Regions from separate parts of the Mus musculus genome. Here region 2 is linked to region 1. Evidence: chromatin loops called from intact Hi-C (ENCODE). Cell type or tissue: left cerebral cortex. All regions are shown on one strand. Each heading gives the region's core, and the rest is flanking DNA. Links, peaks and the distances in the headings are about the cores only.

Region 1 (8,779 bases), core at 153-8,152:
GATTCTGAAGTATAGAAGGGCCCAAGCATATGAGACAATCTGATTGCATAACAACCCACTTCTGAGAGAATTAATCCAGTCTTGAACGATCTAATATACTAGTAAAATGAGCATTAATCGCTGGTGGGGTAGGGGTGGCACCCCAATGATCTGATGATCTTCTATGTCCTAACATCTTACCTACTCATGTCCATCCTGTTGGGGATAGCCCTGGGGCTAATTATATTTGTTGTTAATTCCTTTTCCTGTGAGTGGCTTTAAACAAGGAATGAGTCAGCACTCAGGTGACTTCTAGGCGCACAGCATGTATTCATATTAATTGAGTTCTGTTTTCATTGCTGGGGCATATTTTGGTTGGAGATTTACCGCAACAAAATGGTACCCAACGTAATGATTTGAATTCAACTAACCTGAGATAAAGGCTCAGAACGAGATAGGAAATATTAGTCACTGACTCCAAGTAGAGAGAGCAGTGATAATTGCCTGCTATGAACAGATATTAATTAATAGAAGTCTGTGGCTCTGGGTAAAGAACATAACAGATATTATACTAGGTATTAAATAAATGTCTGTGGCTCCTGGTAGAGGGCACAACAGATAGATGGTATAACAGGATGGCTGCTCTAGGCAGAGAGCTTAACAATTAAAACCTATCTGCTTCCTATAGGCAGATATTAGTGGAAGTTTAAATTAAATGCTTTAAAGATGGCATGAAGATATATTGCTCTAAGAAGTCTTAGAGGAAACTCATATTCTATCTAACATGGGCTCCACAGGAATTTTGGGTTTAAATTCTGGTTGGACAAGCTGTCTCTTATAAGCAGGTATAGAAAGAAAAGGAAAAAGGAAAAAGGAAAGGAAAGAGGAAAGAAAAGGAGAGGAAAGGAAAGGAAAGAAAAATAGAGGTGTGAATCAATTGCTTTAAAAATGGTATAATAAAGTCTTCAGGAGACTCATACTCTGTCTAACGTGGTCATATCCTGACATGACAAATGAGAAAGGCCTAAACAGGCTACAGTGTGTGTGATTTTGAGTATTGTGGTGTGTTTTTTGCTCCTCTGGGACAGAGATCAAGCTACAGGTTTTCCTGATTACCGGCTGAAGGGTATGCTGACTTGGGGAAAAGGTTTTGTCTTTGTGTTTTTGGCAAAGGTGATTAGGGTATTTACACCTTCCAGACTTATATGGATCAGATTTGATAGAGGGAGAACCCCTGAGAACTAGATTCCAGAGAATCAAACAAAAAGGTTATCTTGATGATACTAAAATTTTGTTTTGAGATTTACATATTATAGAATATACAGCCTTGGTGAATTTCATCATCAGGCATGCTGAACTGACCTGCCTGAACTCCTGATGTCTTGGTTTTTAATCCGGATCCAGTCAAGACACAGACATCCGAGACTAATACAATCATTGGTGTGGCCTTCTTAAGGTCAACCAACTCCCCCATTGTCCTACCCTTCCACCTCCCTTCAAAATATCTCAACGTCCATATTCAGCTTGAAGAAGTTATGAAGGGTCGTCATGCCAGTTCCCTAGGTTTTGGGGCTGGGGATGGTTATTATAGGTTATCTTTGATACTGAAAAATTTAAATACAGGGCTTAGACCCAGTCCTTCTATTGCTGTTATTATACACAGATCTGAGATGTTTAAGCCTATGAGTTAAGGGCCAAACAGGAAATTCATGGCTCTGAGTTTATTGTTAGGGTGTTTTCAGTTATTTTAATTAGAAATGGCTGAGAGTAGCTAACAGGGAATAGACTAGATTACTTCACATAGATAATTGATTTTTCAAAAACGTCAGAAGTCCACAGAATGTGACATTTAATGATTATTCATTATTTATTCACTAGTTGTTGAGATTAGTCTGCTCCTGACAGCTTTCCCTGTCTTGGATTCAAAGAAGAAACTGAGCATCTTTGAGTTACTCCAATTGTGACGACACAGCCACTAGGCAAGAATTGCCTCATTTCATCTACAGACATAATACTGTCCAAAGAAAGGACACAATTACAGGTTAGCACAGCTTGATTCTGCCAAGATAGAGTAGGCTACTCCTTAATATTCCTGTTTCTCTAAGTCTGTCACATGACCCTGGCCAGTAGGCTGAAGACCGATGCTCCAACGTGTTGAAGTAAGGGGCTGTCCAGGTGATCATCGGTCTCTATGGATTGGCTAAGTTTTGGAACCTGTGTTAGGCTTCCTATATATTTTCAGTTAATATCAGTCATCTTGGATTTCTGATGGGGTTGAAAAACTGCATAGTCTCCTAGCCAACCTGGACTTTTTACTTTAGGAGAAACAGATTTGAAAGGATGGTGTCCAGATGGCATCCAATCTAGAGCAAGGCATAGCCAGGTGCAGAACCATAGTCGTTTAAGTAAGGATAGATGACAGAGGTTCTATTTAATTAACAAAGATGATGGACTGGGTGTTAGGTCTCTTGTACTTTATAAGTTACAAAATAGTAATAGTGATGTTCAACTATGCCTGAGATAACATAGTCTTTTAATTGGACAGCAAGGGGGAAATGTTGTGGATAGCCCTGGAGCTAATTATATTTAATGTCAATTCCTTTCTCCTGTGAGGGGTTGTGAACGAGGAATGAGTCAGCACTCAGGTGATTTCCTGCAAACCTGCTTCCCACCTTAATTTGTAAAATAAAGGAGAGCTGATGATTGGGCAGATAAAGGGAAGGTGGAGTGGAAGGTGGGAAGAGAGGAGGAGGAGAAAATGGAAGAGGGAGAGGACGTGGGGGGGGGGGGAGAAAAAGAAAAGCAGAGCAGAAACACATAGCCTGGAGAAACCCCAAGTTCTAAGGGGTCTCATAGATGTGGAAGATGGTACTGTAGCGGTAGATCTGCCCAATCTAGGCACACAGCATGTATTCATAGTAACTGAGTTGTGTTTTCCTTGTCAGGGCTTATTTGGGTTGCAGATTTACCGCAACACCATCCCATGTGGGGTCAGCCGTGAGCGGTTGAAACTCTGTGTGCACTTAACACCTTTACTGTCAGAGCTGGGTTTAAAGTCCTCAGCACTGCGGCTTGAGGGTCTGGGGGTAATGACGTCACAGCCTCGATCTGAGCTGCTCTGGATTGCCTTTCATCTTCTACGCTGGAAGTGATTGACCATCTCCCGGAGGGTGGTCTTGAACCCACGGAGGTTGTTACTCAGCACATGGATGTCCTGGAACTGGCTTATCGGTTGTATGTCTCCCCAGAGGGCAAACTCATCTCTTGTGCTCTAAGAGTCACTCTCAACTGGTATAAAAGAGAGGCATGCAAATAATAGTTCTTAATGCCATTGTTTAAATAGAAAGTTGACTTTTTTTCCCCCTTTTTGTCACAATACAAATTCCTGGAGACTTCTTTACTTCCAATGGGCTTCCATGTCAGGTGTGTAGAAGCAGCCCCCAAATGTCTGCCCCTGGCTGTGGCAGTAGAATAGAGACTAGAGAGAAGGACTTCAGAAAACAAATGGAGCATGCTCGATAAAAGTTCCCAGTATGCAATGTGAGAGGCAGGTGTCACATGTCTGTCCCATACAGGGTTCTATGACCTGTGACCCAACCTTTTCTTTCTTTTTCTTTTTTTCTTTTTCTTTTTTTCAGCTTTTCTCTCAGCGCACTAGCCCATTCTCAAAAGTGTTTCCTCTCTTTAAGTAAATGGTCTCTATTCCTATGTCTAACCAAGTGTCCCTGGTCCCACTCCTTGCCTTCAGACACAAGGTCCTGGATCCTTAGGTAGATGTCCTTGAGCTATGAGTCATGCTTCTAATTTGAACCATCCAGGACTCCCTCCCCCCCATCTTACCCCTACCTGGCCTCAAGGGCTGGCTCTCTGTTGTTGCATGCTGAACTGGCCTGCGCAGTGGTGTTTACTCACAGGCTACCTTAGGTAGGTTGCCCATTAAGGCTGGGGCTTCTGGAACCAAAGGCAGTAAAACGAGGGCATAGAGAAACAGAGACACCGGCTCCTGTGAGCAAAGAAAGCTGCAAACACACCCCGAAAGACAAATTCTCTTACCTCTCAACTGCCTACCCAGAATGCACAGAAGGGAGGAAGGTACCAAGAGGGTGGAGCTAGCTAATCGAGAGCAGGGCATTCTGGGTAGAATACCGACCGTAACAGGCTGTTCCTGCTGAGTGCACATCAGGGTGTGTGCACGCGTGTATGTTTGCTTGTGCGACAAGGGAAGGGGGTTGGTTATCTTCTCTGTGCATGCTGAACTTAGGCATTCTTCATCATCTCCAGCCCTCTGCTCTATCAGCTAAACTGTCCACTCTCAACCCAAGGAGTTGGCCAGCTAGGGGCCCAGGAAAGCAGCCCAATTCTCTGAACACAGTGGCCCTTAAAGAGTAAAAACAAGAGGGGGAGAGGCCAGGGAACCAGCTAATTACACCTACCAAGCGACAAATCACTCGGAAAACATAAATACGTTTTCAAGGACACTCGTCCACTAACGATGCTAAAGTGTTTTTCTTTCAAACCCCGGCAAGAAAATCCGAGGGATGAAACAAACTTCGCTTATTTTAGTTTCTACTCAATTACCTGTTAATGGAAAAAATCTGGCACCAGCCGTAATGAGGCCGGCATGAGCTCACTGGCGCGGGGGTCGGGGCTGTCAGGGAAGGCTGCAACAAGCCCGGCCTTTATCAGCTTCTCTATAACCCTTTTCAAGCTGCTGTCACAGAGCCCACCCTGAGCAGGAGGGAAAGAAGGAACTTGGAATCTGCTCCAGGCCTCCGAGGCCCTCTGGGAAAAGGAAAATTGTTGTTGGCAAGTCAGCCTGGCTCCAGAAATTGATCCAGTGCCCCCCACTTGTCCATGCAGCAGCAGACAGAGCTAAGAATTTTGTTATAATTAAATAACAGGGTGCTGATTGGTTGCTGGAGGTGGTCTAGAAACTGGTGTTTAAAGACAGAGAACAAGGGTTACTATTCATAGGAAAATCCCAGCGTCTTAAAAATCCGTCTGTTTCACTCCCAAATTTAGGCCAAAAAAATGCTCACTTGCTGTCTTTAAAAATACCACCTGCTTGGTGATGTTGTATAATGTGCCATTATGTAAGGGTGGAGGGAGACAGAGGCTGGGCTGAGGGATGCTGTATGGTTGAATAAGGGCCCCTCCCTCAGAAAACAGACACAGCCTTGCCCAAGCTGAACTCACCAAAGGGTCTTCGGCCTGGCATGTCTTGCCAGTGTCACCTCAGTGGACTGCAGCCATGAGCACCCAGATGCCTCTGCCTGGTTCCTACAGATACCCACCTTGCCCTTACCTAGCCTCGATTGGAAGCTACCAGCTAATGTAATCTGATCTGGCCTTGGCTGTGAAGTTAACCCTCAGCTAGGCTGCCAGGTGAGGCCAGGGCTCCTGGAACCAGAGGTAGAAGCACCTGGACCCCGTTCACCTGGCTGCTACACATCTCACCAACACTTGGGGAGGGGGAGGGGACAGCAGTAATGGGGCACAGGGTCCTTGTGAAATATCTCCGTTTCTCCCAAGTGAACTAATGTCCCAGTTTGGCGTCACTGTGACAGCATTTCCCCCCCCCCCCCCCAAAAAAAAATGCTGGGACTGTTGCTTTATAAGATTCTTATTCACCCAGTAAGTAAAGAAAGTTGTCTGTAATCTGGTGGTGGTAGTGGATGGGAGTCAAGAGGGAAGTTACTGAGGAGAGGGACTAAGATGCTCAGAGTACATAATCTGTGAAAGTACCTTATAGAACCTTACAAAATATAATAACAATGATAATAATTGTCCCCAGAGACCTAATCATCTCCTATCTGCCAGGTTTTACCCAGCCGGTGGCTCTTGGCTCCTTGCCACAGCGAAGGAAGTAGGATCTGCATTGTAGTACCAGGGCGAAACACCTGGAAGCTAAACATGGCGGCTGGCTATCTGGGGGAACCACCAACAGCTGTCTGCTGGGTTCTGAGAACTTCACACTGGAATGCTCTGATGCCCTAGAGTTCCCAAACCTGGACACTCAGTCAAGATTGTAATCAAGTCTTGAAGCCATCTTTTGGATTAAATTTTCTGACATCAAAGGAGTCCAGGAGAGAATGCGTGGCCCCAGAACCCACTACAAAGCTGCCTTATGTCAATTGCCAGGAATTGAGACATGTAATCTGTACTGTACTGCATTCTGCTGTGTGGCTTTGGGCAAGACACCTTCAGGATCCTGTCCTTTAGTCCATCTTCCCAGCTCTTAGAAACTAGACAGTTGGACTCTATTGAGAGCAGGTCCTCTTATCTACAAAGGCCTCTTGGAATTCTGACCCAAAAGGTTGGCATTCACTCAACTTCTGTTGGATTCTCTTTTGAGGCTCCAAGAGAAAGACTATTGCCCAGGACAAAGATGTCCTCGAACTTGTCAGTTCCCAGTACACCCTGACACCAAGGTCACCTTGCAAGTCACTGATAGATCAGGACTTCCCATTCCTCCCTCCCCCTCAACTCTGAACTCCGTAAAGCAAATATGAAACACCAGGGTGTTTCCCACAAACGTTATCTGAAAGTTGTTCATATAAACTGAGTGTGTTCATTTGTTACACACTCTGAGAGGCTGTCCCAGAAACCTCGTTCTGTGTATGAATTTTGATGGAAATGAACTGCCATGCCATGGTCTCATGATACTAGCAAGAACGTAGGTGAGGAAGGAAGCAGGAACATAGATCATTTTATTATTTGAGGGGCAACCAATGCTACCATTAGAACCTGGAAGAAGTTAGCTCTGCTTAACCCGAATTCCTCGTCACTCTACGCATTTCATGGAAGAGTCGTAGCGGTTTGAGAGAGCTGTTTGTCGTGACTTAGCCCCTGGAGACTGTCCCCGTGGGCCTCACTCCACAAACCGCAGGACAGACATGGATCACTCTTCTCTTCTCCAGAACGCACAAAACCCCAAGAACTTTTCATTCTTCCCACTGTTCAAAACCGGTGTAAGCTTTCCGTGGGCTGGAGCATGAATAACAGATGAGAAAGTAGAACCTCTGTGCATTGGATGCCAACTTCCCATCGTACCACATTAACTATAACTTACTTACCTGCTCTACATTAGGTGGACAGTCGGTTTGTCTGAGTTTGGAGCCATTTAGGAATGAAGCCACCGTGGTCGAGTATCGCTGTTAACCACATGGCGCTTGGGGATTCCTTTCGGTTAATTACTGAGTCTCAGTTTTGAGGTTTTGATCTCCTTTTGGGTGAGGTTCTGCCTATTAGTCCTTTGTGGCAGTGTTACCCTACCCGTGTCTGCTAGACTGACTGTGGCTTGTCTTTTGTCTCTTTAAATGACTTTGTGATAAAAATGCTCTTGAGCAAACGAATACTAGAGAGGAGTTTTCCTAACTTGATAACGCATATCTACAAAAACACACAGCCACCATGTGTATGATTAAAATGGGGGTTCTTCTGTGAGTTCAGAAGAAAGATAAGAAAGCCAGCATTTCCAAGCCTGTTGCTCAACACTGTACTGGGAGAGGTACTTGCCAGAACAGAACCAGAGTCTCTAAATCTCTGTTTACTTGTGCATAAAACAGGGGTAGTAATTGTAGCTACCTCGAAGAACTGCCTTAAGGATTAAATAAGGCATGAAAAGTGATTGGTTAGATGTTTATTTTATACTTCTCGTGTCTAATTATTCCTCCATTGTAGAATTATACAGCCAAGTCCTGACATTTGACCTTTTAGTTCCTTCAGTTATGGGTAGGGGAATCTTTACATCGTAGTGGTGTGTGCGGATCTCAGGTTTTGACAATGGAATGTGGTCAGAATAAACATCATGACCATTTCAAACAGTCCTAAGATGAGACACTGCTTCCATAAGGTTAGGGAAATGAGTTGCTAGCAACAGTCTTGAATGAAGAGATACATTGAACACATATAAGTTCCAACTCATCCTAGAGCCAAGTTCCACCATCAGACCAAGAACAAGAAAAAGAAGTACTTAGGTCTCTGTATTGGGGGATCGTGTGTTACGCAGCATTGTTGCAGAAGTAGCTGACAGATACACTTGGCGTGCGGATGGAGCTTGGTGTGCAGTCCCTGTGGAGCTTCACCCTGTTTCTTCACTGGAGAAGGTTACAAATTGCTTGAACTTTGACCTGCTGGAAGGTGAGATGGCTAACACTCACATAAAAAGTTATGCATCCTGGGACATATTCCAAGGAATATTAATTCAGAAACAAGTCAACAAGTATTTTCCTTTACAAAATCCTCCTATGGTCGATTATAGTTGGAAATGTAGGCAAAATGAAAGCAAGGGAGGGGGACTATATGTGGGTCCATGTACACCTTGTGCACACATCTAGAAGCCAGAACAGGATGGCTGCTATCTTTTTTAAAGAACCCTTTCCCCTAATCCCGAGACAGGATCTCTCACTGAACCTAAAATTCACCATTTTAGCTGGGTTGGCTGGCCATCGGGCTCCCAAGATCAACCTGTCTCTGCTCCTCAGTGCTGGGGTTAGAGGTGAGTGCAGTCATGACCAGGTCTTCATATGGGTCCTTTGTGTTCAAACCAAGGTCTTCATCATATGGAGCAAGTGTTTTAACCCACTAAGCCATCTCCCCAGCTCTAGCAGGATTAATTAGGCAACACTTTGAAGCTGCAGGAGCAAACATAGTATGAAATGTACCAACTGTGTGAGCAAAAAGGATCCAGAGGGCTGGAGCGCCAGCAAACCATTTTGGGGAAAACCTAGTATAAAAGCTAATAAGCTGTCCAGCAATAAACTTTATTCTATTAACCACATTCCCTACATGGGGATCT
Region 2 (8,779 bases), core at 484-8,483, 51 kb before region 1:
AAGTTGAAAACCAACATGGTGGCTGCCCAGGAGCTGGGAAGGAAGAGAGGGTAGGAAAAGATGGAGTGGGGGTACCCTTTGCAACAGCTAGCTCTCTAAATCTCCAATGGGCTTTCCCTAGACAGGAGAGCCTGGCCCACTGGAACCAGGCTGCGTGCCTATGACCTAGCTTCTAGGTGGAGGGGAAAGGGCTGGTCTTGTCCCTTAAACCTCTGTTTCCTCCAAGGGGGCATGCCTTCTTCCCTCAGTTTTCCCAGAAAACTGACAAACTCTCCCAGCCAAGCACAGTATGGGTTTTCCACCCTCCCAGCTTCCCAGGCACTAGGAATGAGGCCATTTACCCCAAGTTCCCACAGCACACCCACTTAACTCAACAGCCAAAACTCAGAGGAGAAGACAACCACACTGGAAATCACCCAGCAAATGGAACCCTTCCATGGTGTCCATGACCCTCGGCTAGGAAGGTCAGATCAGATACGGAAGTGTTTGATGAGGTTAGCCCATTTCTAACCCTTTATCCCAGCATGATAAAACTATGACCTGTTTTTAAGAAGTGAAGGTCATTCATGTACTGGTGTGCAGAAGGGCTCCCATTCCACCTAGGAGGCAGGAGCCACAGAACCTGCTGGAACCCTTATTTTCCCCTCAACCACCGTAAGAAGAAGCCTTTATCTGCTGAGCACTGATATGATCATTAATGACTGAGAGCCAGGAAGAAGTAGGGACCCGTGTTAATTAGAAGTCAGAGTGCGAAATGCTTAGAAGGAATGCATTTAGACCCTAAGTCTAAATAGGCTCGCTTTTCAGAACAGCCTAGACAGGAAGCAGACGTGTGCTCTTTCCTCTTTGGAGACCTAACTCTGAAGCCTTCCTGGGATCCTGTTTCTTCCATGGAGAGCCTATTGGTGAGTGGATCCCTGTGTCTAATATCCAGGGCACACATCTTCCACACTAGTACTTAGATAACACCATTCACTCATCTGTTTGCTTATCTGTCAAATCCCTCAGAGGATAATCAAAAAGAAAAAATTCAGTATACAAGAAAACTGACGCATGTGTGGTCATGACTCAAACTATGGTCACAACTGTCTTAGTAGGACCTATGAGCTTCCACAGATCACAACAAAATGGGCACCATGAATAGTTGAATATACTCTACCCAGATTTTTATATGCAGAGAGACTGTGTGTAAGTATGGGTGCACCACTGTGCCTGTGGCATGCATATACATGCACATATGTGTGGAGACCAGAGGTTAGCCTCCAGTTTCTCTTTCAAAAGCCTTGTTGTTGTTGTTGCTGTTGTTGTTGTTGTTGTTGTTGTTTTTGAGACACGTCTCTTACTAAGACCTGAAGCTGGGCTGGCTGGCCAGCAAGCAATCCCTTGATATCTGCCTATCTGTGCCTCCTGGCACTAGAATTACAAGTTTCCAGCATTTCCAGTTTCTGCTTGTTGAACTTGGGTCCCCGTGCTTGTAGGAATGCTTACTGAATGAGTCCTTTCCCCAGCCCTTGAACTCTGTTTATTTTAGAACCAACATTCGCTGACAAATCTCCCCACATCATCAGAGCATGGGCTTGTAGATGACTTGCCATCCCAGCTCCCCTTTGAGATCATCTGAGAGATTTTAAACATGTCTGTGTCCAGGGTCTTCCCCAGGGGTTCTGATTCATTGCTATGGGGTAAAGCCTGAGCACTCTCTAGCCTGAGCATTGTCTAGCCTGAGCACTGTACAGTCTGGGCTCTGTATAGCCTGAGGACTGTCTACCCTGAGTACTGGATTTTTCATTGTCAGTCCTAATCCTATCTAGAAGCCTTCTTCCCTGACTGGAGTGTATGTCTTCACATCCACAATGAGCTGATAAAAAACAGATTCTGATGTAGTAGGCAAGAGCCAGGATTCTGCAACTCTGACGATCACTCTGATGACGTTGAGGCTGCTGGTCTGAAGACCACATTTTGAGTAAAAAGGCTCTAAATTGGGTTTCCCAAACTTGTGACCATTAAACATATTGAACGAAAGGGTTCTTTTTGCTGAGGCGAGAGGAGGCCATCCTGGGTATTGTAAGATATTTAGAATCGTTACAACCAAAATGTCTCCGGGCCTTACAAAATGCCATTGGAGGAGGGGAATCACCCGCGTTCCACACACCCACCCCACCCCCACAATGAGAACCATCGCTATGGAGGACAGATGTTGAGTCCAGCATCCTGAAGTCCTCTACCTCCCAGCCCAAGGCTCCAGCAGACTCCCCTGTTAATTATCTCCCCACACTTATTTACCGACTTTTAAATGACTTAAGACTCCATCCTATTCCTTTCCAAGTGATCCCACCAATGCTTAGCGCTAAGAGATGCTGAAATTCAGATAGGAGAAGGAAATTAGCAGTAACTACAGGTATGTGCTCTCTTCACTTTTCAGTCCTCAATATAACCCTTCCGGGTAGGAAACACCCCATACGACACCTGAGATTAGAGAAATGAAGTCACTTAGCCTAAATCACACAACTGGTAAACAACAGAAACAGATGTAGATAGAAATAACATCCCTCTTCAGATTGTTTCCCACTGGAGCTTGTGAGCCAGAGGATATCCATGCTCCTGCCCCCTCCCCACAATGTAATGAGCACTGGACCAGCATCCGTGAAGAAGGACAACACAGAGAGAGTGGTCGGTTCTGCAGGACCAGAAGGGAGAAGGAAAGAGGCCTCCTGAAGGAGGTGACAAGTGACCTGAGTGACAAGAGGGATTCCTAATGATCAATTCGCTTGTAGGTTCTCCTCCCCCACTGAACTGTGAGCTTCTTAGGGGGATCATCTGTTGTTTGTGTTTCTCTCCTCAGTTCCTCACATGGTGCTGGGTATGCAGCAGGTGTTCAGTAAATATTTGGTGAATAAATGAGCAAGTCAAGCCGAGAGCAGCGCAGGTAAGCATACAGAGACCTATGGGCTTGCTGAGCGCTGGAGGAAGGGCAGATAGACATGGGGTGAAAGGGGACGGTGGGCAGACAGGTCTCTTCCATTTTGCTCCCTGCACGGAGCCGTTGCATCAGCCCCTACTGTGCTCCGAGGTAAGGTGTAGGGTTTTAGAAGCTACAGGGCAGGGTCTCCAAGACCTGTGCTCATCTGTCAAACTCAAGACTCTTTCAAGATAGGACAAGTTTCTAATGGGGTCAGAAAAGTGAGATGAAGTAACTTAGCTCTGGTTCGTATGTGAAGAAGGAACGTTGGGAATTCTTTTTACTTTTTAAATACTGCACTGTCCTAATGTGTGGAAGGATTCAAGCCCTGAAAGCTACCAGTAGCCACCACAGAGAGAAAGCTGGGGAGCTTTTTGTCTCCTGACAGAAGGATGAATTAGGTGCAGACTCTAGAAGGAGCTACCAATCGATGACAGTAGACTCCGGGGACAGAGCAACACATTAAACTACACAATTGGCATGTTATCAGTAAAAATCCTGACTATGGGACAGTCTGAGACAAAGGTCTCAAACACTTTAGATGGCTTTCAAAGGAGAGCGGGTAGGATATCTCAAGGTGAAAAGACTCGGAGGAACAGTTCAACCTTTGCCATGTTTCCTGGGGTGGTTAGCCTGGCATGCAGAACCTCGGGGAGATGGGCCTCTGGGCCATGCCTGGAGGGCATTGTCTTGAGTACATTGACTGATGTGGGAAGATCCACTGTAACTGTGGACAGGATCACTCCCTGGGCAAGAGATGCTGGTCTGTGAAATGGAGAGTACAGGTAAGCATGGCTCTCCTCTGACCACAGACACAGTGACAGGCTGCTTCGAGCTCCAGCTTCTATGACTTCCCCACCATGTACCTTGAACTGTAAGCTGAGAAACACTTCTTCCTTAACATGTTTCTGTCAGAGTATTTACCATAGCAACGGGAAAAGAAGTTAAGACATCTACCTCATTGGAATCCTGACTCAAACAACTCTGTGTGTGTGTGTGTGTGTGTGTGTGTGTGTGTGTGTGTGTGTGTGTGTAAAAGACAGGTGGCAATGTGAACAACGTATATTGAATGCCATTGATAAATTATTGTTAAGTGTTTATGGTGTGAATAATCTTTTCTTAGGAGAGCCCTTGTTCTTTTTGGGAGTTCACACTGCAATTCAAACGAGATGGTGCTGACTCAAGGGAAGAGTGAAGCTACGGCTCGGTGTAAGACTGGCTCAAGGCCACGAGCTTGAAACCCTGACTATTCTCCATCTTATTCGTCACGGACAGTCAGTCGTATTGGGGTGTGACTTGGGAACCATGCAGCCTGCCTGAAGCATGTCTGCCATCAGCACGGCCTCGTTTTAATTACCCCTTCCTTAGACCCCATGTCCCTTAGTCATAATGCCCCATTGTACTCTGCTCTCTTCTGCAGCCCTAAAACTACTAGTGCATATTCTACCTCTGTGGATCTGTTTATTCTGGGCATTTCACCTCAATGAAATTACATAATGTGACTGGCGCCTTTTACTTAGCAGCCACGTTGCTGCCTACGCCAACACGTGGGTACTTTTTATGGCTTAATATTCTCTTTTATGACAGTTTTATTCATTGGCTGTGGGTTGTTTCTACTTTGGGGCATTTTAAGTGGAACTGTAATGAACAATAGTGTAAGCTTTTGTGTGCAAATGTCGTCATTTCTCTTGCCTGTATGCCTAGGAGTGCAGTTGTTAAATCATATGGTGACTCTATGTTTACCCATTTAAGAAACCAACAGTCTGTCTTTCTGAAAGAGGTATACCATTTCACATCCCACCAGCAACATCCTGTCTATTTTCAGACGTTCGAACTGTTCCACAATAAATTTTTTAAAAAATGCAAAAACCTGTCTGCATAGGCTAAAAGCCACCCACGCACAATCACGAAGTTGGCAACCGCGATTTGTTTTCTGTGTCACGTCTGCTGACATGGCCACCATGAGATAAGATCACAGCACCTTGCCATTTGCTGTCCCTTCCTGTGTTTTTAGATTTTTAGGTACATATCTTCTCCATTTCTTTTGGGAGGGTGAAAATCCTTGAGGAAAAAAACCCAAATGAGTCAGGTTACATGGTTCCCAGGCCAGAAGGAATGGGAGCCCCATTCTGCCCTGCCGCCCGCTCAGTAAAATGCCTGCGTGATGACTGTCCACCGTAATTACATAAAATGAAAGCCACAAAGGAAATAATTGCCGTAGGAAGGAGGAGAAAGGAGAGAGTCTTCAGAACCCAAGGTTAAATGCCGGGGCGTAAAGAGATGTAAACAAGCGAATTCTTTCAGCAGGACAATTTGGGAAGTAATGGCGCACAGAGCCACGATCTGCAGGGGACAGCGGGCACTTGGCTGCATTATTCTGTCCTAGGGTTCCATTTTCTCCTGTCAAGAGGCTTTGACTGAAGTCACAATTGTCTTCCAGTGAAAGGCTGAAATGCCACGTGGATGACTTGAGTGATGGGTCCTAACATCTTGGCTGCTCAAGAAAAAAACATGCTAATGGATTTATGCACTGAGTAAGATAAAAGGGAGGAGGAGGAGGCCCCACCCAGCCGCTGCAGCCGCATGGCACTGATGCCTTTTGGGATATTGCTAGAGAACTGAGCCTCTGTCAGAAATAAATTAATAAATACCCACCCTGCTCCCCTGTGTACCTGGTAAGAGAAACCTGGGCTCCTGGCCTTCACAAATAGCCTAGGCTGAGCTCTGGATCTCAGTTCCTCTCATTTCCTACCCAACTACATCTCTCACCTGACTTCCCCAGCAGCCCCCACTCTCAGACAGGCTAAGCATCTGGGGAGATCTCTAGGCCTACCAGATAAAACGGTCTGTTGTCATAGGAATTTACTAGCTTGATAGGATGCTCACATGGGCCCTGTCATGGGATAGCCAGGCAGGAGAAACTTCACGGGGTGTGTGTGGGGATAGCCCCAGAATATTCCTGATCTATGATGTGCCTGATTCAGTGAAGACCCTGAAGACTGAAGGTAGTAAGCTCTAACCACAGCTCGTGTGCTCAGCTGCGAAGACGGAAAGACCTGAGATTTTTATATCTTAGTGTTTTAGGAGATTGTGACAAAGAAACTCTTAGGAGTTTCTTTGGAAGGTAATGAGAGTGTACACTATGGGTTAAATTTTTATTGTCTGTGGCTATCACCAATGGGGAATAGGATCATGGTCCCTGGGGATAATATAACCCATCCCCTTTATACAGTTGAGGAAGGTAAAGGCCAGAAAGTGGATGAGACCTCTTACAGTTAGGAGAGCTAATCTCACTTCCATGCCACAGCCTAGGAAAAAGCCCCACTCAGAACAGCGAAAGGACCTGGAACTGGAAGCCCTCTCTTGACTGATGAATCACCACCTCCACTGGTCCACGCCCAGCTTCTCTCTGGCCCATCCTTTCCCATGCCCCCTCCCAACCTTGGCCACCACCTAGAGCAGGCTGCCACCCTCAGCTCAAACTCTGAGCTGTATTGCAATATCTCCCATTGCCCCTGCCTTTATCATTCCAAAACTGCAGCTACATGATGGTCAGCTACCTGTTTAGAACCCACCAGTGACCCTGGACCCCCTAAATCTCGACATTTACCCATCCCTGCCTAGCCCCTTTGTGAATCTACTGTGCCATCTTGGACCAGCCCATATCCTCACTCTACTGGTTCTGGGCACACTGACTTTTCTCTTTTCTATCACTCCAGGGACTCCCCCTTTGGAACAGGTATAGTCATCTCCTCACTTACTTTACTTGCCAGCACTGGATGCTACGCTTCCTCGGGGAAGTCGGCTGTGACCTGGCACTGAGCGGAGCCCCTATATTTTATGCTTTCACAACCAAGTTTCTTTCCTTGTGAACATCCATCTTGGTTTATAATCATATGCTCATTAGTGGGATGAAGCGAAGGCAGCCTGCGTCCCTAGACAATAAAACAAGTCTGTTCCGCCTCACTGTTAGTTCTCAGCACCTAGCAAGGTGCCAGATACCAGCCAGCTTATGAGCAGTCATTATGCACCTGTGTGACGGGACAGTTGTTACAATATTGAAATGATTCTGCATCCCTGACGGTTAACTCCTGCTGCAAACCTTCTCAGAATCCCAGGCCGCCCCAGCCAACATGTCCTCCCCTACCTTTCAGACCACCTTTAACCCACTAATTTCAGCAGTGTTTCTGCACCATGGGGTAACAATAGGCACTTAGTAATCATAAGAAATGATTGTAGTGCTATGAATTCAAACTAGGTCTTGTAACTTCCTTTTGGCTTTGTGCTTCCATCCCCTACTCGTGACTCTCAGCAAGTTCCAGAAGATGACATGGTCCGGTTCATTCCTGAGTCTTCAAGAGCACCCTAACTCTACATTAAACCTACAGGAGCACCACTGTGCCCCACACCTGCTTACCTGAGCCCTAAATCCACATGGTACAGCCAGCTCTCAGACCAGGGGCATGTAGGTTGTCTCATCACCAGCCAAACTCTCTAGGGACCCTTGCTTCAGTTGAAGCCCCTTTGCTCTTTAAAGGGATGAGACAGTCGGTCACCTCTCCCTACCAGTCCATCTTCCCTAAGAGAAGCAAAGTGTCAGACAGAAATCTTTCTTCTGCTGAAGAGGATGCTCAGGGCTGGGGATAGGCTCCATGGGAGAAGGTGCTTGCTCCAAGTATAACCACTAGAGTTGGAAGCTTGGGCCCTCATGCTGGCAGGAAAGGACTCACTTCTGATATCTACACAAGCGCGGTCCGTGGGCATGTGCACATACCTACACAAAAATCTAAAAAAAAAAAAAGAGTATTCACTTGTAACCCAGCGTTTATTCTTACTTATCACAATCTCAGGGGATGTTCTAGCTTTTGGGCATTGAGGTGATGATGTCTTTGTGAGGTTGGGTTTTCCCAAAAGTAGAGCCCAAGGAGAAAGCAAAGGTATAAGTAATTGAATTGATCTGAACGCTGAAGAAAAAGCGATCTGAGTGCCATAGGGGCTGTGCCCATGACCAGGTTGGCTGTGGCAACTGTGGCTTGGTCTTACTGCAAGTCCTAGAAACTATACGAGCTCCCCCTCAGTTTTCCAGTATGAGGAATTTCCATTATGCCTTGATTCCAGGTCCTTCTGTGAGTACCAGTTCTTATACTTCTAGTCTGCTCTGTGATCTGGCCAGGCAATCAGAAGTGGTCTATTGGTGATGCCATGAAGTTCAAGAGTGGTATACAGGGTACCAAATAGCATCTGTGACAGCACCCAAATGCCTTACAAGGAGATAGGCATAAAGGCCAGGAAGGAAGCTTTCTCTGAGGCAAGACAGTACCATGCAATAGCTTGGGCTTTGAAACTGAAGCCTTGAACATGGATGACCATGGTGAGTTAACGTCTCTAAAGTTTGTCTTTCACTTGTAATGATTATATTTGAGGGATAGAAAAAGGTTTGACACAGTTCTGGGTACAATATCGACCATAACCAACAGATGAAGATTACTATCTGGAATAGATCTGTTATTGTTGGGTTTTTTCCTGACCTAGAAGGCTTACCAGAGTGATGGTGAGATTGTGCCTGCTCCTTGTCGAAGTGGTTTCCCCTAATTTGAACCTTGGCTCTCAGGCATTTACCTTAGTCAGCAAGTGTGTTTTGAGACAGTCTCTGCATTATCTGGTCAGCTGTGGAGGTTTGAATGAGAACGGCCCCCATAGGCTCGTATGTTTGAGGGCTTGGTTTCCAGTTGGTAGAACTATTTAGGAAGAACCAGGAGATGTGCACTTGTTAGAGGAAGTGTGTCAGTGGGGCAGGCTTTGAGGTTTCAGAAGCCCATA

The links. Peaks named below come from ENCODE experiments on the same cell type or tissue, not always from the same donor. Only the 100,000 strongest peaks of a DNase experiment are listed, where the experiment ranks them.
Region 2: it touches region 1 in a loop (2.2-fold over the local background); 4 of 42 quality-filtered maps call a loop at or near these places.

Annotation. Positions count from the first base shown.
Region 1 is chr19:55,936,986-55,945,764 of GRCm38, reverse strand. It overlaps Gm52391 (a long non-coding RNA gene), which reads right to left and starts at 7,632. Exons shown (of 2, transcript XR_003952905.1): 1 at 7,056-7,632; 2 at 6,661-6,966. In left cerebral cortex, for the core only: no CTCF peak of the experiment used is centred there; a DNase peak (open chromatin) is centred at 4,907; H3K27ac peaks cover 1,685 bases.
Region 2 is chr19:55,988,680-55,997,458 of GRCm38, reverse strand. No RefSeq gene overlaps it. Among named protein-coding and RNA genes, the nearest start is that of Gm52391, 55 kb to the right of the region's middle. In left cerebral cortex, for the core only: no CTCF peak of the experiment used is centred there; DNase peaks (open chromatin) are centred at 4,202, 4,549, 4,817 and 5,425; H3K27ac peaks cover 502 bases.